Linked DNA regions of Mus musculus: regions 1, 2 and 3 are each linked to region 4. Evidence: chromatin loops called from intact Hi-C (ENCODE). Cell type or tissue: gastrocnemius. All regions are shown on one strand. Region 1 has its middle 46 kb from the start of Gm52526. Region 2 has its middle 290 kb from the start of Gm39940. Region 3 has its middle 25 kb from the start of Fermt1. Region 4 has its middle 170 kb from the start of Fermt1.

The links. Peaks named below come from ENCODE experiments on the same cell type or tissue, not always from the same donor. Only the 100,000 strongest peaks of a DNase experiment are listed, where the experiment ranks them.
Region 1: it touches region 4 in a loop (5-fold over the local background); 10 of 42 quality-filtered maps call a loop at or near these places.
Region 2: it touches region 4 in a loop (4-fold over the local background); 9 of 42 quality-filtered maps call a loop at or near these places.
Region 3: a loop joins it to region 4, with 2.7 times the contacts of the local background. A loop is called at or near these places in 2 of 42 quality-filtered maps.

The regions. Positions count from the first base shown.
Region 1 is chr2:134,477,790-134,485,789 of GRCm38, forward strand. No RefSeq gene overlaps it. Among named protein-coding and RNA genes, the nearest start is that of Gm52526, 46 kb to the right of the region's middle. In gastrocnemius, CTCF peaks have their summits at 4,191 (motif pointing left) and 5,123 (motif pointing left); a DNase peak (open chromatin) is centred at 4,185.
Region 2 is chr2:134,025,113-134,033,112 of GRCm38, forward strand. No RefSeq gene overlaps it. Among named protein-coding and RNA genes, the nearest start is that of Gm39940, 290 kb to the left of the region's middle. In gastrocnemius, a CTCF peak has its summit at 4,725 (motif pointing left); a DNase peak (open chromatin) is centred at 4,720.
Region 3 is chr2:132,967,330-132,975,329 of GRCm38, forward strand. No RefSeq gene overlaps it. Among named protein-coding and RNA genes, the nearest start is that of Fermt1, 25 kb to the left of the region's middle. In gastrocnemius, a CTCF peak has its summit at 3,607 (motif pointing right); a DNase peak (open chromatin) is centred at 3,553; H3K27ac peaks cover 421 bases.
Region 4 is chr2:133,109,240-133,117,239 of GRCm38, forward strand. No RefSeq gene overlaps it. Among named protein-coding and RNA genes, the nearest start is that of Fermt1, 170 kb to the left of the region's middle. In gastrocnemius, a CTCF peak has its summit at 4,663 (motif pointing right); a DNase peak (open chromatin) is centred at 4,651; H3K27ac peaks cover 194 bases.

The DNA of each region.
Region 1 (8,000 bases), 1.4 Mb after region 4:
CAGCTTGGGATCATATGTGCCATGGCCCAGAAGCACAGCCTCCCACCTGACCTGATCTAAATTCGTGTCTTTCAGAGTGATTTTTCAGCAAATCACCCTCGTTTTCCCACTCAGAATGAAGGAGAAAGAGCTTAGGAAACTGGCAACAGGATCTCTTGCAATGAAGCATGTTGACCTTACATAACTTAGAGGTGGATATCCCTATGTCCACTGTTACTAGATTTTTTCTTGAGCATACAGTCAAACTATAACCCACCACTATCCTTTTAAGGTAGATATACATGACAGGGTTTTTTTTTCTGCCACTGCAATGTCACAGGGCTTAATGCAGAATTCATCAAACTAAGGCCTACAAGCCATACTGAACCAATAAAGTTTTATTCAAGCACAGCCATCCACTCACACATGTATTACCTCTGATGTACAGTGCAGGCAAGCTCCAGAGAAGAAGTCAATTAAACAAATAATGGGTGGGCCACACAGTCTAAACCAGGTATTATCTATCCCTCCACTAAGGTACAAATTGACCTATGGCTTGAGATGTGTTAAAAAGGAATATGTGCTTGATTATCGTCCTTATCAACCATCTGGAAGAGACCAAAGAAATAATAAAGCTATGATTGCAAAGGTTCAGAACTTGTATTTCTAAATGACTGCATAAAATAGATGCTTCTGTCCCCATGTCCCACTCTCTTGAGACACATAATATGGACAAAAATTATCACTATATTCTTCTCAAGCACTGAGATGAAGGGAGTGGTTGTCACAGTGGCTAACACTAAGAGGCAAAACATACTACTTTATATAAATATGATACTTGAAAAAATGAGCAATTGTAGCCCAGAAAACTCAAGGTCTATAAGACTTACATTAAAAGTTGGAAATGACAGGAGTGAGGGCTGAGATGCACAGATGGCTGCAAACATGATATGAATTGAGGAAGGTTGAAGTTTCAAGCCCACAGGATTTACCCCCTGTTATTGTCCCCAGCCTGACCATTTGTTTGCATTATTATTAAAGGCGGCACTAATTTTGTTGAAGTCTCAAGATCCAAGAAAATCCTTAGTGATCTACATTAGGGGCAGCTTTATTTTATACCATTTTGAAAGGGAATCGATACAAAGAAATCCAAAACATATTTGTCTTCTCTCCAGACATCCATTGTCCTCAGATTACAGGAAATAGTTACGCAAAGGAGGCCAGGTACTACTTGGGAAATGAAGGGCTCCCAATCCTATTCCCTTTTGAGTCTACAGCACAGAAGTGAAATCTTCCAAACAGTATTGAGAGCCTAGTCTCTCCCTTAGACACCGAGGACAAGACACCTGTGTGTCTGCAGGGTCTTCTATCCACCTGCCCTGTTGCCTCCCTTTGACTGTGAGTCACTACCCATGAGAACTCTTCAGAAACATCCAAGATCATCCTTGTTTGTCTTCTCTGCATCAACTGCAGGCAATTAATGCTTAGGGAACATTTGTTCACTGCAGCCCAAGGTGAACTTTACATATCTGTCTCCCCTACCAGGTTCTAGGCTGGGACAATTCGCTGACATGATATCTAGACTACAGAATGTGTTTACTCCGTATTTGTGGGATTGATAAGAAAACTGTAGGCCAGGCCAGTGTTTCCCAAAACCTGGTGAAGAGTTGCAATCACTTAAGAAACACATAAAAATAGTGACTCTCCAGAAGTATGACCACGAACCTGCATCATTCACCCTTTATGTCAGGGAACTGAATTCTGTGTTCTAGGTTAAGTAGGGAACTTTGCAATCCCAGGAACCAATGGTCCTCTCCTCTAGTGGACCCACCAGGGACTCTAAAGAACAGTTGGAGCACATCACAGCCAGCCCAGGAGCCAAGCTGCCTTTTTTTTTGGAGGACCTTGCATATGGCAAGAGTGATGTCGATTTGGGGGCTGAAATAATGGCTCAGAATCACTGCTGTAGGAGGTTTATGTCCTAAGAAATTAAGCAAGAGAATTGATTTACAAAATAAAAAGTATATGTAATAAGTACTAAAATGAAATACTAATATAAGAAAATTGTGAATAAGTATTAAAGATCATACTTTATATATGATCTTTATATTATTTTATGATTATGTATCTGTTTAGTATGTGGGTGACTATATTTCACTGTGTGTGTATGTGTGTGCATGCATGTGTGCGTGCATAGACTCGCACATGTTTGAGCTCACATATCCAAGCCAGGCACAACTTGTAGAAGTCAGTCCTTTGGCCATATGACATCCAGAGATTGAGCTCCGTTCAGCAGGCTTAGGAGCAAGCACCTTTACCCATGGAGACACACAACCAGCCTGCCCAGAGGGTTAAGGTCAAGTCCTGCAGCCAGAGAAGGCTACATAGAGAAAGCAGCACTGCATAAAGATCAGGAAGAAAGGGCTGAAGGAAGAAGCAGGTAAGCAGATCCTTAGAGGGTGGGCATATTTCTTTCAGGTGTAGAAACAAGCAGGAGACCAAATGGCCAAGCATCATCAGTAAGTGACCTAAATGATAGCTAGGAAAGGTCACTCTTTTTGTGTAGGACCTTTCCCACCAGTATAAGATCTTTTTCCTTCTAATGAGATGGGCAGCCTGCAGAAGTCTGAGTAGAGAAGAAACGGGTACCCACTTAGCTTTTAATGGTGCCACTGTAGCTAGCATGTTGGAAATAAAATGAACTGGGGTCAAGATTGGAACAGGGAAATCTTAGAAAAACTCTTGTCTAGTGCATGCTTGAGATGATGTCACATAAGGCCAGAGTTAGCCGAAGGATACAGTGGTGAGTGCTTTAGATCCCAGCAACACTTTAAAGTCCCCGTCAACAGGCCTGGTTTCTAGATCATGGAAGAGGGAGCATGAAGAAAGTTCCAAAGATTGGAGCTGAACAACCAAAACAGGGAAATTCCGTTTGCTGGGATGTGGAAGACAGAAACTGAACTGAGAGGGGTCAGAGGACAGCTAGATTCGCGATTTGATTGAACTGCCAAAGTGGAGAGCCCTTAATGCCTTTCTTTCACTCCGTCTTTCTCTAGCTTTGGCTTCCAGTGTCCTATCTTGAGTTTCTGTCTTCTGAAGAGAGGGTTAAGAACTGCACTTCTGAGGTTGCTCTGCAGCATTTACACATGGAAACCCCCGCATGATGCCACCAACCCCAAGGAGAGCTTTTCCTCTGGCTTTTGGGAACTTGGGAAAGGAAACAAGATTTCAGAGCACCCTCGGGACTCTTGGCCAGAGCAGCGGCACTGGGTAGATTCTTTGCAGGCTAGTCTAGTGCCCTTGCTGGAAACCCGCACAGTTGCTAAGCTCTTGCAAATGGAACCACCCATCATTAAATCATAACCTAAGGGGACACAGAGTTACAACAGATCGCTCATGCCTTACCTCCCTTTGCCCAGAAAGCAAACGCATTAAGAGCAGCCACAGAAACTATGATTTCAACGGCGAGGATCTGAAATCTGTGGATTTCCTCTTTAAGGAAACCAGAATCCATCCTCGCAACCCATCTCCCATATCCAGCTCATCTCAAAACCACCAGTTCTGTCCTCACCACTCCCAGCCATCAAATCCTGGTAGGAACAGCTGTCACCACAAAAGTCGTACTGGGCCAGGACAGCCAGCTGGCTCAGTAATTCACAAACAAACTAACCTTGAATTTTATTTTGAGCAGTAGAGCTAGCTAGCTTCTTGTGTTCTTCAGAGCCATCTCTGTTTTGACTCTTTGATAAACAAACACCAACTCAAATGTCATTTTGGGCTCTATTGTAGGGATTCAAGGCCCGGTATTGACTTCTTTGCTGCAAGTCTTTACATTAAGATACAAAGCAATGGGTTTCTGTATGGCATTTTTATACTCATTTTGTTCTTATTCGTTTCCAGCCTCACCCCCACCCCGGACCCCACCCCTGTCAAAAAAAAGGGGGGGGGGTATATAGTCTTTTGGATTCTCCTTTTATAATGAAAAGCCTTTAAATCTTGAGAAAATGGAGACTTAAGCAACCGAGCTCAAGCCTAGACTCAGATGCTCAGGGAAAGAGGCTTCTAAACTGTTGTTCTACTAACAATTTAGTGATCATTTTTCACGGCGTAGACAGAAGTCATGGGCTAGCAGATGACATAATCTGGTATTTTAAAAGATGTAAGACATCAACAAGTGGATGTATTGCTGCACAGCACCACCTACTGACCAGATGCGGAACAGACATGAATGAGAACGGGATCCAGAGCCCCAGAACCACCGAGAAACCGAAGATGTGGGAAAGAGGGAGAAAAGGAGGAAGGAATGGACAGCTGTTCATAAAATTCTATATTCTACCGATGCAGAAGCTGAGCTCAGAGCATCTGATTATGTTCACAAAGGGGGCAAAGGACCCACAGATGTCCTTAGAGGGGAACCCACTTTCACACTGCCCAAGTTTAAAAACTAATGACTCTTCTGTAATAGTCAAGAATAGATATATAGGTAACAAAACAAAGAGGCCAGAAACTAACCATCACACTGAGTTCACTTATTTTCCCCAGTGCTTCAAAGGCATTTAGACAGAAAAGTTGGTATTCGACACACTGCATTTGACAATTATACAAAATACATATAATTTAATTTCATACTTCATACCTTGTATACAAGTTAAATTAATATCTTCTATCTAAATAAAAATGCAACTATGAAACTTCACAAAGGAAAAAGAAAGAGAAAACTTCTTTGTGGTCTTTGGCTTGGGCTAAGAAGTCTTATTTGTAACAGCAAAAGTCCAATAATTGAAGAGAAAATTGATGGGCAGATAGTATTAATAGTTCAAAAATACTCTTAATCAGCCACTCTTTAATATGACACACACTTCCTTCTGCCACATTATAATGACTGAAATATGTCCTAGTGAGTAGACAGGGTTCACATTCCCCATCATCCTTGAGCACACACTCAGCCTAGATGTTCTGTGCCTCCGGGAATGGTTTCTGCACCAAATGTAATAGAAACCGTTGAGTGCAGCCACAGCCCCTGTTGCTTCCTTTTCAGACATCAGTTCACATTCTCACCTGCCTGTGGGATGAAACCTGCTGCTCATAGTCTCAGCACCAAGGAAAAGAGTTCAGATGTCGCCATCTACAGGCAGAACATGAATTATTTTGGAGTTACCATACCAGGAGTGAGGGTCAACTAAGGCTGAAAGGAGGGAAAAAAAATCACTAAAACCTTTCCTGCCCTGAAGGTCTGTGCTACACTCACATGTGCCACATCCCTATGGCTACTGCTGGTTTTATTCTGGATCCGCTAATTCTTGGATTGCAAAATTTTCACTGATTAATAATTATTTCTTGTATGTCTCTTATGTGATTAAAAAATAAATGTTATGAGGTAGAGACCAGACAGATCAAAGGACCCAACTAGAAGAGAAAGTTTGCCAAGGAGAGGGTGTACTAATATAGTCTTACTGGCCAGTAGCATGAGAATCCTGTCTCTGCATCCCTAGGGAGAAATGCCTGGGAATCACCATGCCAAGCCAGCATTTCTAGTGGTTCTGGGGATCAGAGCTCCCTTCTCTTGCTTGTGATAAAAGCACGTTAGCTACCGAGCCACCTCCCTAGGCTGTTATATGGAGTTTCAGCATCTGAGCATGCAAATATTAGTGCTCTCCTGCTTTATAGGACCTTGCAGCTTATTCCAGCTTTATTACTCTGTGTTTAAGAAATATAAAAGCTCTGAAGAGGTCTGTAGAATTCTGAGCTTGATTTAGTTGATCTTTGAGTATTCCATAAAAATTAATCCAGATAGTACCAAGCACAAAACACTGAGAAAGCCTTTGGATTCTTCCATCCTGAAATGGCATTATTGGTGTGTTCCTACTTATAGCATCAGAGTAGCCAACAACTCAGCTCTGTTAAAATGTTCTCAAATGGGAAAAGGCCCAAATAGGATAGCTCTCGATAATCTTCTTAGCTCTAAAGTTCTATGCACTTTGAGATAGGCTCAGACTCTCCTGACTTCAGAGAGATGCCATTTTATTATTCATTTACGTCCTAGGAACGCTCTCAGTAAAGTAGCTGCAGCAGCTGCCGTGTTATTTTTTGCATAGAGCTTTATTGTTCCTGTAAAAAGGCCACGCACTATGACACAGAATCTTCATCTATATGATGTACTTCAGTAAGTGTTCTCATCAGTCATATAAGTCTGAAAATGTACAAGAAGTGCTTAGCCACTAGCTTAAATTTCAAGGTAAATGAATGCTTCCTTAATCCTCAAACCAAAGGTGAAATGAGGGCTAAAATTTCATACAACAAACTGTGGTTTTGATGTTACATTTTTAAGATAGAGTTTCTACAAATATTATTAAGTTGAATCTTGGCTATGTAGCTAAGATCTTATATCATCTGCAAGTTGGAGATAGAAAGACAGAGCCTTGTTTCTCTCTCTCTCTCTCTCTCTCTCTCTCTCTCTCTCATGTGTGTGTGTGTGTGTGTGTGTGTGTGTGTGTGTGTGTGTGTGTGTGTGTGTAAGTGTGTGTATTCAGAAGACAAGCTGTGGAAGCTGGTTTTCTCCTGATACCACTTGGGCTCCAGGGATGAAATTCCAGTTACCACACTTGGTAGCATGCTTCTCTACCCACTGAGCCATCCTCTGGCCCCCAAACTCATGATGCTTTGCACTTACTTCATTTGTGCCTGAGTTCTTCTTCCCTCTCAGCAACAAAAGTCCTTAGCTCCGACATCACACTCCCTGATTTTCTTTTTCTCCTCCAACTATTCAGTTTGTATCCCTTCTGCCTTGCTTGCTCTTCCTCATTTGTAAACTTTCAGAGGAGCATTTGCTAATAGCCACAAGGCACAGTTTATACTGGGCTGTCTTGAAATACCCTCTGTCAATATTAGTTCAAAACTGTCCCGTTTAGTCTCAGACAGACTCTTGGGACCAGGGCAATAAGCAGCGACACTCTTTGCAAAAATTACAAGAATGGTCTCTAGCTCCCATGATAATATTTTTCCCTTCTGATGCCCCCCAAGCTGATCCACCACAGTCTTCATTGTTCTCAGTTGTCTCCCACAGTCCTACCAGGAAGGCCTTTGAAACCCCACTGACAGTGTTCAACCACTTTCCTAATCCAAAGTCACAAACAGCAGCATGGTCAGGCCTGTCCCTTGGTAAGTCCTTGTATGGTCTTAGTTTCTTGTCTATTGCTATGAGAAGATACCATGACTAAGGCAACTTATAAAAGAAACCGTTTAGTTGGAGACTTGCTTACAGTTTCAAAGGGTTAGTCCATTACTACTATGTCAGGGTGCTGGAGACAAAGCTAGTAGCATACATCCCGATCTGCAAGTTGGAAACAGAAAGAGCTACTGGGCCTGGTGGGGCTTTTTGAAAAATCTCAAGTCCTACCTCCACCTCCTAATCCTTCCCAAAACAGTTCCCACACAGCAGAGAGCAAACTCAAATGCACGAACCAATGAGGGCGATTTTCAATCAAACTACTGTCTCCCCCAAAACATTAAGCAACACCTTTGCCCCTCTTATTTCGAGACAAACTCGCAGGTAGAACTCTATTCTAGGGTCTCTTTGAAGCTGTTCTCCAAAACCATCTGACTTCCTGGTGTCTCTTGAAAGTGGTTCCCTAGTAAACGACATGGGTTCCATCTTCATAGGGATAAAGTGCTCCTGGGTACCCCCACTATGGACACTTGCCTCACTGTGCCTGTCAAACAGTGGCACTGAAACCAATGTTCAAAGGAAATAGCACTGTGGCCAAATATTTTAGCCTTGTCCTCAACCCAAATGACCATAAAGTGTTAGCTAGTCTAATGCTTTCCCCCCTTTGTGTGTTTCCTTTGCCTTCTTCCTACAGCCTTGGGTTAAGCTGGAGGTGGCAATTATAGCACAAGCAAAGGAGAAACAAAGGTGACAGTAATGGCGAAAGGAAACAGCCAAGGAGGATTGGCGAAAGTGTGCAAGTGATCAAATGTGGTTAGTCCTTCAGCAGGGGGATGAGGGGCCAGTCTCCTGAAGT
Region 2 (8,000 bases), 920 kb after region 4:
ATTGCCAGAGTAAACTAACTTTAAAGTAAGAGGTGAGAGTTATATGTATGTCCAAACCTTCAAGGACTCTTTTCTCAACAAAAAGTAAGATGGAGGGAAAGAGAGAAAGAGAAGAAGAGCAGAGAGAAAGGAGGAGGAGAAGGAGGAGGAAGGAGAGAGAGAAAGAGAGGGGGAAGTGAGGGAGAGAGAGGGAGAGAGACTAGTGCTAATACTGACCCTGACTTAATTTGGTCCTAGATTACACAGTCGTTTTTCTGTTCATGTTGCTTCATGCCTCATGCCACTGTGGCAAACCCAGGTTCTTTGAGAAGCAGAAAACTGGAACTCTAGCCCCTTCTCCACTGCTCTTTGATGCTGGGTTTTCATCTATAGCGTGCTACTGGACTCACTCACATTTATCAGCAGCTCTACAGGGCATCACTTTAGACCTTGCTGAAAACTATCATTCTGTGACTATCACTTCCTGTATCCTCCTACTAAGTACCTTTTGCTTTTCACCTTTAAAGAACACTTTTTTTCCTCAGTGTTCTAGAGTTTGTCCCAATATATAACACTTTCAAATAGGTAGACATCTTCAATCTTTCAGTTCTTCTACGTATTTTTAACTGCTTAATCTTCCTATACCAAAAAGCCAGTTTCAATAGCTACTTGGATGAATATCTTGACAGGAATATATTCTTATGTGAAATTCCTATTTCCTTATAGTTAAAGAAACTTAACTCTAATTTTCATCCTTTTTAGTCTTAAGCCTATACTATAATTTGGTCCTTAAAATGTCCATTTCCCTACTTGAATGTGACTATTAAAATCCATCTGTCTCTGTCCTCCACATATCTGACACAGGCAGCTTTACTTCTCAGTGTTCAGTATGGCATGGTTTGCCTCAACACCAATGGCAGGGCTCAGCTGGTGTCACTGTAGTGTAAAGTCCAGCGACCCTGCCTCTACTCCCCATGCTGGACTTCTCCCATAGCTATCATTCTACTCACAGTAGCCAGTTCTCTCTATGCAGTCTCCAAAGGCCAAAGTCTTTGGCAAACCTTTGATGTTCCCTTAAACAAAGCTATAGATTGTCTTGAATAGTTTTCACATTAATTCATGAAACCTTAATCATATGCTTAGTATAATATAACATGTAATCTGCTCTATTAGAATATATAGATCAACAGTTTTAATATATTCAGAGAGCTGTGAAAGCATCTAAAAAATCATTGTAGAGTGTGTTGCCCCACTTAAACACAGACATAGCTCTTAACTAATTTTTATTACAACTCTGTACATCTTCCTATTATAAGTATTTCTAAGTGGGATCATTGAACATGTGATCCTTCTCTTTCTCTTAGCACAACTCATTATTAATTATAATGATATTTTCTACTTATCTATACTTCCATGGTATGCTTTGGGCATAGCACATTGCCTACAGATTCATGTGCTTGAATTCTTGGTTCCTTCTCAGTGGTGATACCATGTTGAGAGGTTGTGGCACCTTTGGTACATGGGGTCTAGCTGGGCGATGTAGGTCTCCAGTGGCAGGCTTGAGGAATATCCCACTATCGGGTGAATAGCCCCTGACCCCTCTGCCTCCTGGTTTACTGAAATGTGAGGAGTCCAGCTGAATTCTACCTTCCCTTCCCCATAATGAAAGGAGTGCAAGGACAGTGAGCAGAAACAAATCTTCCTTTGATCTGCGTCTATCAGATTCTTTGTCACATCAATGGCAGAAGTAATTCATACAGTATTTAACTTTTATCTAATGTCTGTTTCTTGTTCTAGGCACCCGTCCAGCATCTCATTACATTTAGTCATTCTATTTCCATTGGCTTTCCTAAATTGTGACATTTTCTTCAAGTTTCCTTAAAGCTGATATAGTTGGAAGCCTAAAGAAAGAGTGAAGGAGCATTGTGTCGCGTGCTCCTAACCTGGGATCTGCCTCATGTGCATCTCATAGTAGAATGGCATCAGAAGGAAGACCACAGGCCAAGAATCTTCCTCGTCACATTCAACAGTACTTCTCCCTGGTGATGGGGACCTTGATCATCAGGCTGAGGAGGAGCGTGACAGGATCCTCTGCTTCCTCTGCACTCTCTGGACTGTGTTCTTTGGACGGAGGCCACCACCCACAGCCACACAGCAGCAGTCGCTATGTCTTCTCTCTTTATCTGCGTTAGTTATTCAGAATTTCTCTGACATGACTTGTCTGCCCTTTCTGTGGCTTAATGTATTTAGGTCAGTATGGACACATGGATATTTTTTCCTAAGGTTATAATTCAATACCATGTTCATTCCTTTGGCTAAATTACTTCACTATTAGCTCTTTTGATCAGTACCTGTGTATCTGCATTTCCACATTGTGGGGTTTTGCTGATAGTTTGTGCGTGTGTGTGTGGGGGGGGGCTTGCTTACTTCATTTTATCCTTCCTTCCTGTACTATAAGATGCTCTAGGATAACTTTATAGTCTGCCTCTGCTGTACAATCCATTTCTATTTCTCTAAGAGACTTTCTGCTTGTTTCCTTCCTTCCTTCCTTCCTTCCTTCCTTCCTTCCTTCCTTCCTTCCTTCCTTCCTTCCCAGATCTAATTACTGATTTTAAGTTCCCTGGGCTGACAATGCAAGGACACACACAGATGACTTGATTCACAGATGTATTTACTCATGCTTATCAGAACAATATATGTCCATCTTAACTAATGTGAGCCCATGTTAATACCTGCTGCTTCTATCCACCACTCTGCAGGGAATTGTGGCCTTATTTTCACCTGATTTACTTGTAGCCTCCATTTTTATTGTGAGTTTTTGTTATCTTCCATGCATTTACTTATGTTTTCAATTACAGTATACATGTATAACTATTTTAAAATGATGAGCTCACATACCCTCAGGTACAAGTTTGCCAGTTGGATTTTGACATCTTTACATATGTCTTTTCTCCTGGATGTACAGAAATGCTGATCCAAGCTCGAAAAGATAACCTTAAGCGTGTGATGACCTGGGAGAATACATGCTCCAAGAGGCTAATGTTTAACACACTGGCTTGTTTTTAAACAGAGGAGGAAATCAATTAACCAGAGGGATGAGGACATAAACAACTTCCGAGATAGGCCAGATTGTGATAAAACTGAGTCCTTCCTAACCCGGCCATGCTCCCAGTGACAATACAGCTGCTAATCCCATTCTGTTAAGTCAAACTCCAATGTAAATAGACGTATGACTCAAACTCCTGAGAAAGATAATCACGGTCGGGCTCACTATGAAGTTCCTATGAATCCCAAAGTAGATATCTGGTCTTCACAAAGCAGACCTGTGTAAGAAGGGCAGGTGTGACCTCTGGCCCATTCTGTTTTGAGAAAGGTCTTCAGATTTGATAAGTAGTAAATCAGGGGCCATGGCTGAGAACACCTACTCATGAACCTTCTGAGGAAAATGATATGTCTTTAAGTTAATTTCTTTTCTCTATATAATTAACATCCTATTAATAATTAATTAAGAGTCTTGCCTTTGTTGGGAAGAAAGCCTACATTTATCTTCCATCAGAATTCTTTTATCTCCTAGCTCCTTTCTTGGCCCCCATGACATGGAATTGTGTTAACCCATGCTAGTGACTCACAGTATCACCTGCCATTCACTGCCTGCTCTGCCAAAGTGAACCCTTAGAAAAGAGATTTCGCTTCATTCTCTGAATGTCTAGCACACAGTACATGATCAACAAATACCAAGTGGACCAAATGTCGTGTAAGAAAGAATAACTCAACATCACAGCTTCATATTTAGAGATTTCTCCCATGAAAATGGATGCTTTCTGCGATTTTATTTAGGCACTTGGATTCATGACATGAATATCACACTCAGAAAAAGAAAGCTACTCAAGAAGTGGCACTGTACTTTTGGGCTTTGGCATTTTTTTAAAAAGCCATTTTGTCTTCCTTATGCAAGACTCATGGCCTTTGCTTTGAGTTCCCTTCTCCACTGTAGTAGTTTTTATCTATCATTGGAACTGGTTAAGTTGCTTGAAGGTTTGCATATGTTACTGAGCTTCTGCATCACAGATAATTTGAGGCAGCTACCACACACACACACACACACACACACACACACACACACACACACACACACATTCCCTGCATCCCAGAGTCACACCTCACACCCTCAGAGATCTCAATGTACCACGACTGAGGGAAGCTCAAGCTCAGACACTGGTGATTTCAAATGACTTTCCCAGTGTTTCTGAGGAAGGTGGGCTGCTCTCTGCTTCCTTTTCTGGAGGTGGTTAAAACATCTCAGAGCCCTGTCGCCCACTAGCCAGAAGGCAGTGCTGGATAAAAAGTCATTTTCCCCATGTGTGTTGCACTATCTCAAGCTTTTCCTGGAGAACTGGCTTTGCCTTCTCATTGGTAGACTACCCAGAGTGCAAGAAAACTTGGGATGGCTAAAAAGCAGAGACTATGCACAGTAACAACAGTAAAAGCCTAGGTCAAATGAGAAAGCCAGTTTTAATGTGGATTTAACCTAAAATCCAGAGATAACAGGACAGCCCACTTTCCATTAACAAACTGCTTGACAGAGTCTTCATGGCAAATGTATCCGTGTTTGCAAGGGCTGGAGAAAGAGTTTTAGCCTCTACACTCTTGAATGTATTCTTATGTTTTGTGAAGTGTTTAATCCAGCATTGGGACACACAGGCTGGGCTGGCAAACTCTGCATCTCAGGAAACAGCGACATCTGCTGAACACCCAGGGCATAATTTACTGGAGAACAGTTGAGTCTTGAGGTTAGGTCCTAGGGCTTCAGTGTATATGCTCTGCCATTCTATTCATGACATCCTGTTCCCAGGTACCAAGCTGTTTTATCAGCTCATTGGATGTAACAAACCAGCACAAATTTGAGTTGTGTTACTTAAGGGTAGACACATTCTCTGAGTGTCTAGGCTTAATTTCTCAGATAGATCACTCAGACAAATGGGTATAACATGGGCAAATTCAGCCCTTGGAGAACCAAAACAGAGTGACCAGACAAAGGGACATAGACAAAGGCCTGGCACTGTTGTATGGACAGTAGTCTGGTGACAGTGTACATGCATGAATTTCATATCACAGCAGATCTTCTCTAGTGCCCAACACCAGCAAGCCACAGAGTTAGTTTCATTTCCTGCAGGAATGAGTCCCGATAATATATCAAACCCCAGAAAGCTCAATTTGACTTGTTAAATTTTTAAAGAAATGGAGTGATGTTCCCCCCACTGGCAGTTATTTGTGTATATATTTTATTGTTAGGGTCTATATCATATAAAAATTCTCGCATCATCATAAAAGAAAATGCTAAAAGTCTGGCATTTGGAAAGTGAAATAGCATTGTGTGTGTGTGTGTGTGTGTGTGTGTGTGTGTGTTCTAAGCCAGGCTTTTGAAAGACAAACATTTGATGTAGGAAAATGTTGAAAGTAAGAAAGTTATATGAGGTTTCATTAAAATTTTCTAAAAATATTTGGCTTTCAAAATCAAGCCCACTTAAAGTTTTCCGAGTTTTATTTTCTTTTCTGAGCCATTTTGAAAGATTGTAGAAGATCTCACTGTGTTGTAATAATGTTATTTTATATAGATTTTAATAGTAAAAATAAAGTTAGTAGACCCCACTGCCCTTCCAATATAGCTGAAAGTTCATTTCTCTGCCCAATACTTCCCACACTCATGAAGAAACACCAGACTTTCAATTAAAGTTCAGCACTTAGACTCTTGTGAGATCCTGAAATATTTGTGCACAGCTGAACAAAACTCTAGCACACATTACACATTAGAGTGGGGATATGTGCAGATGGGACTAATTAGGACTTTCCAATTTGATTTTACCACTTGAAAAACTCAAATGCTTCATTTTGAACTAAGTTTATCTTTTTGCATGTACAAAACCAGGACTCACTTGTGATAACTCTGCCTATCTATTGGTCTCTCTTCATCATGGTGGTATCACTAGGTACAGTTGTCATTCAGGCATACAGAAAAGATGAGGCTGAGGAGTGCATATGGTGAAGGAGCATGACTGGAAATGTGATTCTGCTGTTCTCGTTCCCATCCGCACCTGACCTTTTCCATCAGTGATGTTGAGTACTCGTCTCCTACTGACCACAGTAGCTGCCTCCTGCTTTCTTAGAACTTCCGGTTTCATGAGCTTTGCAGCCCACATTCGAATGCCTTTGCACTGCAGATCACTAGAAACATGTGTCTGGTAGTGGCTGGGAATCCGTAGTGGTTGAGAATAGTAGATCCCTATGAATTGTGATGTGTAGACATGTAGCAGATGGGCTGGGTAGCAGGGAGCACTGTGAAAACATCAGATGGATAATATTTAACTTAGATGATCCCCATGAGCTCTGCACAGGGGTGGGAAGGCAGCAAAACTCAGAAATTCCTATCACTATATTCCCCACTTCTTCTTCTTCTTCTTCCTTTTTTTGGGGGGAGGGGGGGCTTTGAGACAGGATTTCTCTGTGTAGTCCTGATTGTCTTGGAACTCACTATGTATACCGAGCTGGCCTCAAACTCAGAAATCTGCTTGCCTCTGCCTCTCAAGTGCTGGGATTAAAGGCGTGCGCCACCACTTCCGGGTTTATTCCCCACTTCTTAACTTGGCATAGATAAGCCTTTGTATAGTGTTGCGTTTGTCTTCTGCCTTCTCCACCTATGTGGGCTGACTTTGGTTGTGCCCAAGAGTTTTTATGGTGCATTGTGAGTCTGGAGAGAAAACTGTTTGGAAGACTCAGACCGTGGTCCTTTGGGTGGTTTTTGTTTTTGTTTTTGTTTTTGTTTTTGTTTTCCTTTCCTTCTGTTTGTTTGTTTTGTCTAATTCAGTTTTGTTTTTATCATCTTATATCATAGTATATTATAATTATACTTTAAAAATAAAATCAAATTAAATAAAAAAAAAAGGTTTTTTTTGTTTTTTTTTTTTTGTTTTTTTTTTTTTTTGTTTTTTTTTTTTTTTTTTTTTTTTGCAATTTGGGTTTGGTGTTGGGTCTTTGAAATTTAGGTGTCTATTTTACATTTACAGCCTATCCCAGGTCTCAGGAACAACAACGTGAGCACTCAACAGCTCCCTGTGTTGGTAATTACAAAGTTGATGGTGCAGATTTACACAGGGATGAGAACATGGTTGAGAACAAGGGGCTGGTAGGCAGTGCCTGGGAGTGAGGGAGAGGATGAATGCCAAGGGCACAGTAGCAGAGTACAAGCGTTCCTTTTGGTCCGCTCTTACAGCGAGGAGCTCTAACCTGATCTCAGCTAAGCTATATTAATGTTGTGTGTTTGAAAGCAAGTTATTAACATCAGGATGCGTTCACCTACTCCTTTAGCAAGCACATCATTAACTTCATTTCCGTACATCTTTCATGACGCATTTGTATGTACTTGAATTATGTATCCTACTTAATTTCAGTAGGCACAGGCACCCATTTAGTTCGAACCTCCACAATACAGACAACAGCATCACCATTCTAAGGAGCAGTCTCTGAGGAGCATCAGTTTTCTGTGTGATTTCCAGTACATGTTGTGTATAAATTGGACTCTCTTTTGTCTATTTATTATTATTATTATTATTATTATTATTATTTTGTTAATAAAATTTTGTTTTCAAGTCTAAATGTTATGGTGACTCTTGCTGGGAGTTTCTAAACATCTTTACAGTAGCTCTAGGCTGGCTCACCTACCAGACAGAACTGATTTTTGAATGTTTTAAATTTTGCAACTTTTAAAATTAAAACTCAGTGTTATTTCATCTCTTGCTCTCCTCCCTCTACCCCTTCCAATGTCTTCCCTTCCATGCTTCCTCTCAAATCCATAACCTCTTTTCCTTTAATTATTATTTCATATTATAAATGACAAAGTATCAAAATACAACCTGCTGAGTCCATTTACTATTGCTGTACGTATATGTTCTCAGAAGTGACCACTTGGAGTTGGGTAACGAAATAAGAATCTCATTTTCGGGAAGACTAATTCTCCCTCTTAGCAG
Region 3 (8,000 bases), 140 kb before region 4:
ATAAAGGTGTCTCATTTCTAAAGTTACGTTTCTTGTAACTGTGACAAAATATCCACAGAAGGGGTTTAAGGGAGGAGCGATCTGTTTTGGCTCAGGGTTAGAGATGATATAGTCCCCCACTGCCGTGAAGGTGTGCTGGAGTTTATAGTGGCAGTAGTTTGCATGGGATTCCTCACATGTATGCAGGACTGGAAGCAAAGAGGGCTGGGGCAAGAGACAGGACTTGACTAGAACCTTGAAGGTCTTCCCTATAGTGACCTAACTTTTCTAGCTGGGCTTTGATGGCTCTACAACCCCCAAGGCTGTACCTCTGGCTGGAGACTGATTATTGAGACACATGATGCTATAAGCCATTATATAATGCCCTAGGTCATGGTCATCTCATAATACAAGGTATATCCAGTCTAGTTTAAAAAGTTAAGGGGTTCAATTTTATTATGTTTAATTGTCTCCCTGTGTGGGTCTCTGTGTGTCTCTGTCTGGCCCGAAGATGCTAGAGATCTCAGATTTCCTTAAATTTGGATGTGGGAGCTTGGGAATGGGATTTGAGTCATCTAGAAGAGCTGCATATGATCCTAATAGCTGATCCACCTCCCAAGCCCTCAAAAGTCACAGTCTCAAAAGGGCTAACATTGTCAAAAGCCAAAGGTTGTATCTTCTGGAATTCAAGGTAAACTTTTAGCAATGATCCCCTACAAAATCCAAAGCCATTCACTTTCAATATTCAGTGTGAATCTTCCCATTCCAAATATAGAGGAATGAGGGTTATGACAACGAAAGATGGGATCAAAGCAAGACCCAAATCTGGTAAAGCCAGACATAAAATGATATAGCTCTACGTCCAGAACCCAGGGCGAATGGTGGCATTGTCTAAACTCCAAATGGCTTGAGTAGCCCTGCCCTATGCTTGCAGTATACATGGCCTCTCTCTCGAGCCAGCTCCACTCAGTGACTGGAGCTTTCCTTGGCCAAAGTCGGGTGTCCCTGGCATTGCTAACCTGCTGGTGTCCCCACTGCTATGTAGGCTTTACCATCATGGCTTTACAAATGGTCTCCTCAGGATGCACATGAATCGGCCTCACTGTGGTCTGCTGGGACTTTGGAGCAAGCATTGATGTCCTGTAACTCCTTCTCCTTTATTCCGCACACTTGCAAAGCAGCACCTCATGGATGATTACCAAGTTCTGCTGTCAGCTCAGTGGAGCCTGGCCACTTTGGCCATAGTTGCGGTGCCTTCGGTGCCTGCACAACTGAACTGGCTTGGGCAGACATTTCCATAGACTGTCCTGTTTGAGCAAGGCACTTGGGAAGTTGCATTCTCAGGCATCTTCTTTTAGGTATTCTCTTTCCAAGAAAACCAGTTCCCCCCTTCCCCCACACATGCCCACAGGGTAATCTGATGGAGGCAGTCCTTTTTTTGAGGGTCCCTCTGTTCTGATGACTCTAATTTGTGTCAAGTTGATGAGCCTTAACCAGAACAGAGAGGCTTTTGGTGGTGGTGAGCCTCTGAACTGAGAAACCAGTTGCTCTTCTCATCTGTCGTCATGTAGAGAAGGATCAAGACTTTCCACTGCAAGGGAAGAGGCCATTTATGACTGGCTCAGGGAGAACTTTTATTGATTCCACCTGAGAAATCTGGAGGTTGGATTCTGGGCTTCCCCTGTGTCCCTCTCCATTCTCGCTGTCTTTGGCCTGTTCTGTCCGCAGGGGCTACCCCTGGACAGATGCATTTAACCCTCTGGAAAGAATGATCTCTGTTTTGCTGGTTTGGGTTTCTGTTGGCGTGATGAACACCATGACCAAAAGCAACTCAGGAAATTGTCAACCTAAAAATCACAGCTCTCAACTGAGAATAGGAGGTAGCTTACCTCTTGCTGAAGCCATTATGAGTGACCATGGCCCCAGGGACACAGGCTTAGGTGATCCCGAATTCCACATTCTAACATGGAAGCAGTTTCACAGGTTTTTTTTTTTTATAATTTTACAGAACAAAGAAAGTAATAAATTCAGGCAGGTTTAAAATACATTGGTGGGTACAGCAGAGAGGTGGGCACAATGAGATGGGGGAAGGTACTCTCTAGGTCTGAGAGGCTATCTGATGACATTCTTAGCTCTTAGATTGGTAGAAGCTAGTGTGCTGCTAAGTTAATAGTTTCTAAGAGTTTTCATTTATTATCATGCAGTATTAGGTCAGATACAGAGTGGGGCTAGCTCAAGGCAGTTAACCTCTGAACCTACAAAACTCCAATCTGTCCACAGTACTGAAATTTTAGTTGGTCCACTAGTCAATGAAGACACAGACTCCTTCCAAGAGTTCTTTGTTCATAGCCAGAATTTTCATTCACAAGTGTTTGCATCTTACAGTTTGTAGTCCATCATCCAGGGAAGTCAGGCAGAAACTGAAGGCAGGAGCTGAACTGAAGCAGAGACCACGTGGGAACGCTGCATACTGGCTTTCTCTCCATGTTTTGCTCAACTTGTTTTCTTACACACCCCAGAACCACCAGCCTAGGGGTGGCACCACCCTCAGTGGGCTGAGCTTTCCTACTTCAATTGTTAATCAAGAATTTACCTTACAGGCTTGCCTCCATGAGATCTGATGGAGGCACTTTCTCAACTGACGGTCCTCTTCCCAGATAATTCTAACTTACAGCTGATAAACCAAGACAAAACCACGAAATCTAACAGACAATGACAACAACAAACACCAAAAAGCAAAACAACCCTGTCACTTTGATGTGCACAGTTGATTACTGGCAGCCCATTCCTTCTCCCATGTGACTGCTGTCAATCGTTGGAGAGGAAGTCCAGGGAACAGCAGACTGACATTAGATATCAACAGGAGGCTCTCTTTCTCATGGTGGTTCCTGACCATTTATACAGAGTTCAAGGTGTCTACCTGGAAGCCACCCTTCTAGCTTTCAATTTGCATCCTGGGACTCAGGAACTCCTTAAGTTCTGGAACGTTTGAGACTCTCCCATGGCACTGGGAGCTGGCCACCTGGGTTTACCATTCTCTGAGGGACAAGATTTAGAGGAACGGATCCTGGGTGCCTTCCATTTGCAAGGTGGGCACAGAAGTGTGTTTACCCCAGGAGTCTGTCTTTGCCAGCCCTGTCTGCATTTCCTCTTCCTTTAGCAGTCCCTGGGTTGTCTGTAAGTCAGATCATAGTCATTGGAGGGAGAACAGAATGAAGAAGGGTGATGGGGGAGTTAGGAGAGCTACCCCAGCTCTCCAGGATCTTCATCTACTCCAGGGCACTGGCTCTTCTTTGTCCTCCCTAGACAAACACCCCAGTCTAGGTTAGGTCATCTTATGCTGCTTGACTTGTTAGGTTGGCACAGAATCTCCAGTCTGTTTTAGTAAGAAAAAATAGCTAGGGTGGTTTTCTTTGTGTCTGGGTCTTGGCTGAGGTGTGTGAGATGAAGCCACTGATGGTGTGGATGGAGCCAGAGGAACCCGGGGGCACTGTCCACAGGCCTGCTTTGGTAGTAACTTCCGTTAGTGTTTAACAAATGTTTAATAGCCATGAGCTCTGTCTCTGCGGCACCATGGAAGGCCATGTTGTGGTTTTACCAATGATTCCCACTAGATGTCACTATTGCTGTTTGTTAATTTGGTCCCCTCCCCTGGTTTGATTTCATTAGATTCATAACACAAATATGTCCACTTTGAGGGAAGATTTTCCTCTGTAAATTCCTGAAATTTTGGCTCCATTCCCACACAGTCACAGATTTTCCATTACTGTTGTTGCTTTTCTGCCTAGGCTGGGCACATGATGTTTTCAGTACACACTCGGTGCTCAACAGTCTGATTAGAGTTGAACAGGGAGATTTTAATTCTATTTTAACTTGATGAAATATAATGCTAAAGAGTCAAACAGTGCCTTGATCCTTCCTTCTCGCCCCCCACCCAAGGATGTTCACTCACGTCTTCAACCCAGCTCAGTGAATCTGCCAGGAGAAGATGGGGCAGGAACCTGGTCTCGTCTTGGCTTGTGCATGTAGGGTTACAAACAGCCATGGCACCTGGGATTGATGGAATTCTTTATATTACATGATCACAGGCAATTTTGGGATGTCATTAGAATTCACATACATTTTGAAATTAAAGAAGCTATAGATTTGCTCTTAGCGCTTTGTCATAGTAACTTTCCCTGTTGCTATGATAAAATCAACTAAAGGGAGAAAGGGCTTTTTGTTTGTTTGTTTGTTTGGGTCACAGTTCTGGATAGAAATCCATCCTGGTGGGAAGTCAAGACAGCAGTGACCACGTTACATCCACAGTCAAGAAGCAGGGAGTAATGAATGCTAGCTTACCTTCTCCTTCTACACAGCAGGATCCCAGCCTAGGGGATGGAGCCACCCACAGTGGCTGAGTCTTCCCACCTCAATAACCTAATGTAAACAATCCCCACAGGCCTCTCAGAGACCTGTCTTCCAGGTGATTCTGGATTTCAACAACCTGACAATCAAGGCTAATTATCACAGTCTTGTTTATAATTTGTTATCAGAAAATTATGTTTTACCACATCACAGATGTTTAAGAGGAATTTAATAATGGCATCCAGGAGAATTAGTTTTTATTTCCAATAGCATGTACAGTATATATGTGTGTGTGTGTGTGTAATAGTATATAAAATTTTATATATTTGAAAGCATAATTCTGAGAATGGGTCCATAAAATTTGTCAGACTGACTGTGGCAGGTAACCCTGTAGTCTGTAAAATATTAACGTATGCCGAGGGTCACTGAAGTTGCAGATAAATTAAGGTGGTTAATCTGCTGATTTTAAGAAAATAAATTGAGGCCAGAGAATCCCACTTCTTTAAAATGAAGGAAGGAAGCAGTAGACTTAAGGGTCTGTGTCAGAGATGAAGCTGTACTCACGTGAACAGAGGAGGAAGTCAGACGACTGCCGACTTTAAAGGTAGGAAGGTGTCACAGCCAAGGAATCCGGGCAGCCTCCAGAAGCCAGAGATGTCAAGAAAGTAGACTCTGTTCTGCAGCCTCTTGAAGGAGATAGTCCCTTGACGCCTTGATTTTAGTACCGTGAGACCTATTTTTTTCTAATCTCCAGAACCATAATATAATAATTTTGTCTTCAATAAATCAGGAACTTTATGGTAGCTTTTTATACCAACAGAAAGAAACCAGTCTACTTATGGGATGGTTCAGGTACTAAAAGGTCCTGCGTGGAGGTGAAGGGTCATGGGCAGTGGGTGTGGTGTGAATAGGGTTGCTGGTGGACTAAGGGATTGCCAACTGAGGTAATGCAAATTACTCCAACACAGTGATTAGAAATCTTTCATTTTGTTCAGTTTCTGTGAGCCAGGAATTTGGGGATGGCTTTGCCTTGTGAGATTGTAGTCAGACTATCAGTGGAGCTGCTTGCATCTATCTGAAGGGCTGACTGGGCTGAAGGCACTGCTCTCAAGATTGACCCCAGTCCATGGACACACCGCAGGGTAGCTGGAGTGTCCACAGCATCATCTCACTGAGACCAGGTGATCTATGAGAGAGGACAGAGAAAAAGCCAAACATAGTGTCCAATGTGGCTTCAGAGGTGACTGTTATCCTGTTACCTTCAACTCCTCTAGAGATGATGCCCATGTCAAGGAAAGAAGAAGACGCCAATTCTTCAAAGGGAAGGGTATCCTATAGGTGGAACAACAATATGAACTAACCAGTACCCCCCGGAGCTCGTGTCTCTAGCTGCATATGAATCAGAAGATGACCTGGTCGTCCATTAGTGGAAAGAGAGGCCCATTCGTCGTGCAGACTTTGTATGCCTCAGTACAGGGGAACACCAGGGCCAAGAAGTAGGAGTGGGTGGGTAGGGGAGTGGGTGGGGGAGCGTGTGGGGACTTTTGGGATAGCATTGGAAATGTAAATGAAATAAATACCCCCAAAAAAACTCAAAAAAAAGGGGAAGGGTATCCAAGTGTTTGTAGATAGATTTTATTTTTTTATCTTGCAGTAGTGGGGATGGGACCCACTTGTACACACTGTATGCACTAGGCAAGTACTCTGCCACCGAACTACATCCCTAGCCTGACATATTTTAAAACCACTGTGCTATGCCTCCATTTCTTTGCTTCTTTACTATATTTCCATCAGTTAGCATTCTAGCATGAGCCCCTAGCCAGGGCTGAGAGACACTGACAGTGGATGGCCTCTAGGGGAGGGAGAGTCAGTTTTCTTTTAGGGTGTGGCTCCCAGTAGGTGGACCACACTGCAGTGGATGGCCCCACACCCATGAACATATGGGCAGCACAAACTGAGTTGTTAAAAAAAAGTAGTTGTGGGGTGTGGGGATGTGGGGGTGGATCTGGGAGGAGTTAGGTGGGGGAGTGGGAGGAGTGGCAAAGATTCAAAGACGTGGTATAAAATTCTCAAATAATTAACACAAATTCCATATGAAAAATTTCCAAGAACAAAATGTACACGAAACTCACACACTTAGGACAGAGTTTAAATGTCCAGGAAGGCAATACACAGAAAACCCACATCCTAATCTACTTTCTCCAACTCATCAGGTAAAGCAAGTCAGTACTTCAAATCTGAAGCCGAAGAAAAGAAAACCCTCTTTTGTGGCAATTCTGTCCTGATGCACTTGGCAGGGGACAGAGTATTTTTTTAATAAGCTTTTTTTATTTTTAAATAACTTTAGAATAGCTTTAGTATAGAAAACAGTTTCCAAGACAGTACAGAGAAGCCATATAACCATGCCCAGTTCCATTTGCTTCCGCTTTCTTAGCAGTTGCAGTGTCTAACTGGTGAACCAATATCTACAGGCTGTCGCTTAAGCCTGCGATGTCTTTGGGTGTCTTTGGTTTTGATTTAATGATCTAATACCCATTTTTTATGGAACAGTTTGTTGTTAAGGGGTCCCCATGTATTTGTAGTTACTTCTAAGTATCAGGGATTTTTGCAAACAGCAGAAAAATACTTTGGTGGGGGTGGGGGTGAGAGAACAAAGGCTGCTTGGTTTGGACTTGAATCTTGCCTGTCGCAGCAGGTTGAAGGCTGGGAGCTCCTGAACAAACTGCTTCTCCCTCACCGTAGTCTTCTCATCTATAGAATGGAGTTTACATTAGAAGAATGTTATAATGATTAAAGAAATGAATGCCTGTTTACACTTTGGATAATTTTTGGCTCATAGTGCACCTGGGGAGCGCTATTGTGTCCAGAGCAGGGTTCTATGACGATCATGTACATGCAGGAATCCCACATGGGTCTGCAGACATTAACTGAGTAAGGGTCCAAGCAATGAGAGGCTGTGTCTCTGGCATAGAGAGCTGATGGTAGGTCCTGCTGAGAAGCAACCTGGCAGCTTGGAGTGGTACGGGCTGTATGAGGTGGGGAGCCTGGCCCAGGTTTATAGGCTGCAATGGGGTGGTCAGCCCTCTTCTCTCATGGGCAACAATGATTTCTGATGTGTGCTCAGCAAGACTGGCTCTGGCCTCATTAGAGCTTGTAGAAGTGGATGTGACAAGGAAGCAAATTGGAGAACACTACTGTATTAGCTACTTATCTGTTGCTGTGATAAGACACCACGACCAGACAATGTAAGGAGGAGGGAATTTATCTTAGCTTATGGTGCCAGAGAGCTAAGAATCCACCATGATGGGGAGGCATGGCAGCAAGCAACAGGCATGGCGGCAGGGTCAGGGAGCTGAGAGCTCACAGCTTCAACCACAGACCCAAAGCAGAGTGAACTAGGATGTGGGTAAGGCTATGAACGTTCAAAGCTCATCTTCTGGTGATGTATTTCCTCCAGCAAGGCTGTCCCACCTCTCCAAACCATCAACTGGGGACCCAGTGTTCAAATAGCTGAGCTCATGGGTTACATTTCTCAGTCAGACCACCACTGCCATCTAGAACAGAGACCTTCAAAGTGCAGAATGTCAAAGACAATGATGGATTGCATGTTGAGTGTGTGAGGAGATGCTAGAAGGTTAGAAGGCCAGGCCTTGGTGGCAGGCAGGAGGTCATGG
Region 4 (8,000 bases):
ATGATGTACAAATCAACATTTGCTCTTCCCTGATGCCACGTTTTAGATAAATTCACAGAGATGAAGAGGGGGGGAGCATTACAAATGAACCTGTGTCTTACCTCAGTTTTTGTATGCTACTTTCCATGTGTCTGCATCTAACCTCTGGAAAGAAGATGCCCTTTTGACCCAAAGCTGTGGGCCCGCTGATAAATCCACCTCCTCAGATTATATGCTTCAATCCCAAATCCTGTGCGAGAAGGAAGGGGAAGGAAGAAGGAACCTCTGGAAGAGGTTAGAAAACAGAATTTCCTTTAAGACTTCCCCACTGTTGCTGTGGAGGCCACTAGAAACAGTCCTTTGTCAATTTATAAAATTTCAATCTGTTCTTTTATAAAGAGTTTGTATAATCAAAAACCTGTTTCTGGGTTGCCCTCCCAGGTACCATCTTTCTTTCTGCTTGGAAACTGCCTTGGAACCTTCAAACAATGCCCATTCTTTCTTTGGACCTTTTGGTTAAGAGGTGGTAGTTATTCTCTTAACAGTACCCAAAGCATATTGCAAAGTAATTACAAAACCCCTTTCCCAGCTTTCACTAGAATGAGCTTAGGATTGTTTTTTTGTTTGTTTGTTTGTTTGTTTGCTTGTTTGCCTGTCTTGTTTTCTAGAACTAACAAATCACATGCCTCAAGTGGCCGACATATTTTTGTAAATGGGTAGAGGATATGTGAATTTTGATGGATTGACATGAAACCCTATATGCTCAGAAGAAACTTTACTCTTCACTGGTGACAAAACCTGAAAAATGTCATGGTGTTTTGTGAATCTCAGATTCTCTCTTTAAAATTAAGGGAGGAAGAATTACTCTAAATTAAAAAAAAAAAAAGATTTATTTAAAGAGTGTCTTCAGACACTCCAGAAAAGGGCGCCAGATCTCCTTATGGATGGTTGTGAGCCACCATGTGGTTGTTGGGAATTGAACTCAGGACCTTTGGAAGAACAGTCAGTGCTCTTAACCACTGAGCCGGCGACTAATAGAATTTATCTGCCACAGCCGGGTGAGTCATGTGGTTGAGATTCTTTGAGTGTCAAAGAAGTGATGTCAGTCAGTGGGACTACACTGACCAGGTACTCAGCTCACTTGGTAACTGACTGTGTAAACCAGTGTGAGCTCTTCACATTTCTGGGCTTTTCTTTCCTTAGGGCAAACATGTTGGAATCTGCAGCGTCTAAGAGGTAACCCATATCTGACATACTTCTTAGAGAAGTTGCTAGAAGGAGCATAGTAGAGATGCTGTCCCTTAGCATCATAGCCAAGTGTGAAGGAGGAGGGGTCACTGCAAAGATTAGCAGAGGAAAAGCAAATACCGGAAAATCTCTAGGAGAGACTACCTGTGTATTGAACCAGAATCCGGTGTCCTGAGACTTGAGTCTTGGTTTTGATTCAGTTTACTAGGTAACCTTAAAATGAGTAACTAAAACATTTGTGTCCAACTTTCTCTTATTCATTAGGGGGCAGTGCCTTTTGCATGCTCGTCGGTGAGCTAAGGGTAGAAGAAAGAACGCAGCATGATTCCTGCCTCTGGAAGGAGAAAATCTGAAGAGCAGTAAGCAAAGCGTATGGAGCTCATGCTACGAGAGAAGTATGTCAGGTCCTCTGGAACTGGAGTTGAACATGCTTGTGGCATGCTTGTGGCATGCTTGTGGCATGCTGCCACATGGGTTCAGGGAGCCAGACCCTGGTCCTCAGTGCTCACACTAGATCTCTCTTTACATGTTTCACTGATAAGTTCACAGTGTTTTGTCTGCATTAGTCATCCCAAAGGCGATCAGGGACCTGCATAAAGGGTGTTTCGTCAAATAGTGTGCTTAGACTCTTTAAACATGATGAAAACATGAAAGATAAAAGACTGAAGAGGTCCATCCTTTCGTCTCAGCTCCAAAATTTGTCTCTCTAACTCCTTCCATGGGTATTTTTTTCCCACTTCTAAGAGGGGGCAAAGTGTCCACACTTTGGTCTTCGTTCTTCTTGAGTTTCATGTGTTTTGCAAATTGTATCTTGTATTTTGGGTATTCTAAGTTTCTGGGCTAATATCCACTTATCAGTGAGTACATGTTGTGTGAGTTCCTTTGTGATTGGGTTACCTCACTCAGGATGATGCCCTCTAGCTGCATATGTATCAGAAGATGGCCTAGTCGGCCATCATTGGGAAGAGAGGCTCCTTGGTCTTGCAAACTTTATATATGCCTCAGTATGGGGGAACGCCAGGGCCAAGAAGTGGGAGTAGGTGGGTAGGGGAGTGTGGGGGGGAGGGTCTGGGGGACTTTTGGGATAGCATTTGAAATGTAAATGAAGAAAATACCTAATTAAAAAATTTTTAAAAAGCCCCCCCCCAAAAAAAAGGCTGAAGAGGTACTCCAACATGGGGGGGGGGTGGCAGGCATGAGCGTGGCTTGGAACTTGGGTTAGAATAGAAGTACACCTGAGAGAGACATTGTTGGCAGGAGTGGTCCAATCTGAATGTGGACCTAAGGCTAGGGAGAAGGGCTGTACCAGTGTGAAGTCCCCAGTTTCCACTAAGTGAGCTGCTCTTATGCCAGAGGCTGTTTCTCCTTTAGAAACCAGAAGTATGATGCTCAAATTCTCAAATGAGTTAGCAAAAATAATTTTTATAAAGAGTAATAAACAAACAGGACAAATTTCTCCAGTTTATACATTTTTGGATCCAGGTCAAGGTTGTGTGTGTGTGTGTGTATACTGTGGATGTTATTTGGATAACTCTTAGAGGGTTAAAATTATATTACATTAAAAAGTTGTCCAGAAGACACAGCAAAACCCTACACTAATATGGAAAGGTGTACACCATAGACGTTACTAACTTGGTATAGGTGCTGTGCAGCACGGTGTTATTGTGAAGTGCAAGCTGTTTTACTTTCAGTTGGTGAAGTCTGGTCAATGACAGGAAAATGATGTCCTTGATGTAGCAAGAGGAGGCTGCCCAGTACTGCCGTGAACACTCAGTGGCCTTTCCAGCTCCTGGTCTTTCACTGTTTAAAGTGAAAAGCAGGGTGTGTGTGGTGGGTGTAGGTGTGTGTGGTGGGTGTAGGTGTGTGTGGTAGCTGCAGGTGTGTGTGTGGTAGGTGCAGGTGTGCGTGGTGGGTGCAGGTGTGTGTGGTGGGTGCAGGTGTGTGTGGTGGGTGTAGGTGTGTGTGGTGGGTGTAGGTGTGTGTGGTGGGTATAGGTGGGTGCAGGTGTGTGTGGTGGGTGTAGGTGTGTGTGGTGGGTGTAGCTGTGTATGGTGGGTGCAGGTGGGTGCCGTGTGTGTGGTGTGTGTGGTAGGTGCAGGTGTATATGGTTACAGGTATATGTGGTGGGTATAGGTGGTTGTGGTGGGTGCAGGTGTGTGCAGGTGAGTGCAGGTGGTTGTGGTGAATGAAGGTGGGTGGGGGGTACATATGGTTGTGATGGGTGAGCGTGGGTGTATGTATGCTTCTCTTGTCTTAGGTGTGGTAAAAAGCTAGGTTTCATCTGAAGAGCACTTGAGGCCCCCTGGAAGGATAAAAGGGGTAAAGAAGAAAACAAAATTCCTTGTTGACATTTATTAACTCCAACCTGATAGGTCTGCATGGTCTAGGTGGCTGAGGTCCTGTGGGTCATGTCCCTTGGGGGTCGAAGAGCTCTTTCATAAGGGTCACATATTAGATATCCTGCATATCAGATATTTATGCTATGATTCATAGCAATAGCAAAATTACAGTTATAAAATAGCAGTGAAATAATTCTATGTTTGGGGGAGGGGTGACACCACCACATGAGGAACTGTCTTGAAGGGTGGTAGCATTAGGAAGACTAAGACCCACTCCCCTATGAAGTAGACAGAACACTGGGTATAAATAAATGCATAGGTTCTTAGGTTTGGTAGCTGTGGAAATAGCCAATGCCATAGAAATCTGTGGGAAATTGTCTCTAGCTCCAGATCCTGTGGGAAGGAACTATGGAAAGGAACACAGGGACGGTGAACCTGGATTGTTTTTAAAGGAACAGTGTGAATGGCTTGGCATCTCCTTTCCATTTTGCCTACAACTCCCATTTCAACATTTTCTTGAAACCCAGGCACAAGCAGACATACGAAGGCCACCAGCCCCAGGGTTATGTTTATTTTGCGCGTTTTAAGCCCACCTGTGGGTTGAAGAGATGGTTCAGCAGGCCAAGATGGTTGCTGCCAGTCTGATGACCTGTGATCAATCTCTGGGACCCAACAGAGCAGAAAGAGAAGCGACTCTCCTAACTTGTCCTCTGACGTTCACACATGAACTGTGATGAGGGTGGGCCCCCAAGAAATGAATAAATAACACAGTAAAGTATTTTTGAAAGAAAATACGTTTGTCCCCCAAAATGGTGTCGTCCCCAACGGCTACTCTGATGGTCTCAGTTTGCAGTCGATCTTGACAAGTGTTACAGACTATGAAAGGCCGGCCCTGTTGCCTTGATGCCCTCTCATTGTTAGTCCAGTGTAGCTCGGGGCCGTGCGTGTTTGTGTTGTAGTTACTGGAAACATGTTATCTTACTTCCATGAACGCAGCTGAGGATATCACCCGCATTTGAGAAATGAAGCTGTTTTAACCAGGTCCTTGTTTTTCCACCTTGTCACCTTGCTGTCCTCTGAGCCGGCAGCAGGTGGCGCTGCAGGCTTCTTATCAGGAAAGCAAATTTTTTTCCCCCTAGCTGCCCTTTGCCGGAATAACCTGAACAAGCACACATTTCCAGAAATAACAGGCATTTCCAAGTATTCCAGAAATATATGCAGGGCTGTTTAGTCATTCATAATCATCGCTTCGCAAGCACTCAATCCTGCAGAAAATATTTTAGAAGCAGAAAAAAGATTCATAGAATTCTTTGTTTTTAGAAAGAAGAAGGGGGGGGGGGGGAGGAATTCAAGTGGGAGGCAGAGGCCCTCATTCGGCTCAATCACCTATCACTTTTTTTTCCAGGTGGTGAAGGGCCCAGAGGGGCAACCGGGTGGAAAAAGTCTTTTCCATTTGCGTCAGAACTCTTGAGGAGAGCTTCACTTCCCCACCCCACACACTTTTTTTAAGGCTCTAAGTTGTGGTTTTGATTTTCTCTGGATCACACAGAGGTGGCCCAGGTTCAGTGGGTTCTGAGGAGGTCCAGAAGCACCCAGCACAGATCACTCAAGAGTTTTTTTTTCATTGGATACTCTGATGCTCTGGACTATTTCCCTGAGGGAGAATAAGGCACAGCTTTTCACAGTGCAAAAGGCAGAGTCTCTACCAGCAAAACCCACAAGCCCCGAAAACCAAAAACCAAAAACCAAAAAAACCAAACCCTCACAGGTTGGTGTTGGGGAAAGTCACAGATGGCTGCAGAAGGAGTGCTCAGAGATTCATGTCTGATATCAACAGAGAGAGCATGTGAGAAAGAGAGAGAGAGAGAAAGAGAGAGAGAGAGAGGGAGGGAGGGATGGAGGGAGGGGGAGGCAGAAAGAGAGAGAGAGAGAGAGAGAGAGAGAGAGAGAGAGAGAGAGAGAGGGAGGGATGGAGGGAGGGGGAGGCAGAAAGAGAGAGAGAGAGAGAGAGAGAGAGAGAGAGAGAGAGAGAGAGAGAGAGAGAGAGAGAGAGAGAGAATATGGATGAATTAACCAACTGTTGGTCTGGTGAGCTGGGCACACTAACTTCTCGTCTGTTTTTGTTGTTTGTGTGCATATGAGATTTCAGGGCTGACTACTTTGTATTGGATAACCGATCTAGGTACCCATTCCTGAGAGAGGTTAACTCTCCCTAAAGCCGTTCGACCACACCCTTTAGACAGCACACTCTTGCCATCTCTTAGGTTGATGTGGAAAACGCCCGGCTGTTTCCCTTTACATAAGAGATGCTCTCTGAGCTTTCTGCTTGGATGACTGTATTGTTTCTTCAGTTAGTCCATCTTTCTGGGTCTCATTTTCCCACTGTTTCATGCTTTTCCTAGCCTTGGGGATTATCTTTGAGATATTCCCAGAAGGTGCCATTCACATGGGGGAAGATATCATAGGTAATCTTAGTGGCAGCTTGTCTGCTGACAGTGGCAGAGTGACTTTCTCTACCAGCTGGCCATAGCTGTACAATCCTCTGTCCTACCAGCCCTCCCCTTACACCCCAGTCTAGTGACACCTAAGGCAATAGGAAGTGAGTTTAAAACCTGACGTCTCCTCAAGGCATCCTAGGGCAGGACGCATGTCTTGAGGAGCCTTGTCTGCTGTCTGCATTTCACTGCTAACGACATTAAAAAAAAATTGGATGTGGTAACCATTGAAATTGCATGCTCCTGAAACTCATGCTGCCGCTTCTGGTGGGTAGTGAGCAAATCTGCTTGGTGGTTTTTGGACACCTGTGTTAGCCATTCTAGGCCACAGAGTTACTTTTGTCAATTCTAATATGAACAACTGCTATTTGAAAGTTCTCTTGCCCGAGGGATGTTCTGGAACACCGAACCCCATAAAGGGTGAAAGATACAACCCAGTGAAGGGAAAACTGACACAGTGAAAATTTCTTACATTTATTTCTTTGTGACAAGTTAGCAAACTAAATTTCATTCTCCCCTCTTCCGTCCATTTTCTTTCCTTCCCATTTTCTTTTCCTTCCTTCCTTTCTTTTCCTTCCTTCCTTCCTTCCTTCCTTCCTTCCTTCCTTCCTTCCTTCCTTCCTTCCTTCCTTCCTCTCTCTCTCTCTCTCTCTCTCTCTCTCTCTCTCTCTCTCTCTCTCCTTTCTTCTCCTATTTTTAAAAGTGGGTAAGCATAGTAAGTGTTCCTAGGCCTACAGACATCTGGCTGTCTTGTCCTCTCTGGTCATGTGTGTTCCCACTTTTGATAATCAGACCACACCAGGTAATTCATTTGATCAATAAAGAGGAACATAAGCGAGAAGAGTAGATTGCTCTCATCCCTTTTGAAATGCTTCTCTTAATTTTCTCCCTCAGCTTTCTGAACATGGTTATGCTTTAGTGATGGTGCCTGATAAAGAAATGAGGATTTCCTAAGAACTGTTGCTAGTGGGGTCTTCTGGACTTATTCTGTATTTTATATAGGCAAAACCTACTGAACAAACAAACAAACCAAAACAAACCCAAAGACCAAAACACAAAAACTGCTTTTTGTGTGTTAAGTTGTTGAGACTTTTAAAAAACTTCCAATCATCTATTTCTAACTACTAACAGCAGCTAATGGTGTGCACAATCGCTTTCTCAGCAGTGTGTACTATGCAGGAATCAAGAGGTTGTTAACTGGCAAGTGATGGTTGCATGACCACAATCTCTTATCTTAGTGTCTTAGTTTGGGTTCCTATTGCTTTGATAAAACTCTTTGACCACCTTGATGGAGGAAAGAGTTTATTTCATCATAAACTTCCAGGTAACAGTTATCACTGAGGGAAGTCAGGGCAGGAACTCAAACAGAGACCATGGAGGAATACTGCTTACTGACTTGATATTATGGTTTTTTTTTTTTTTGGTTGTTGTTTTTTGTTTGTTTGCTTGTTTGTTTGTTTTTACATAGCACCCAGAACTGGTGCTATAACCGTCATGGGGACAATCTATCTGGATCAATCACTGATTAAGGAAATGCTCTGCAGGCTTGCCTCTGGGCCAGTCTGTTTCGAGCATTATCTCAACCAAGAGATAATGCTCCTTTCCAAAATGACTTTAACCTGCATCCAGTTTACATACAAATTGTCCAAAACATTCATTGATGATCCACCTTAACCTTATGGTTTAGGAGAAATAAAATAAATTAAATACAAATATGGGGGAATAAATTTAATGGTACATAATCAGCCCTAACAAACTGGAGCTCTAACATCTAAGTGCTGATTGACCAGGAGGCTGGAGCAGTTTTCTGATCTGTAGTGGTTTCTGGGCTGGCTAGTTTTATATCAACTTGACACAAGCTAAAGTGGAGGGGGCCTTAATTGAGAAGGTGTCTTCTTAAGATTGGGTGATAGGCAAACCTGTAGGGCTTCTTCTTAAT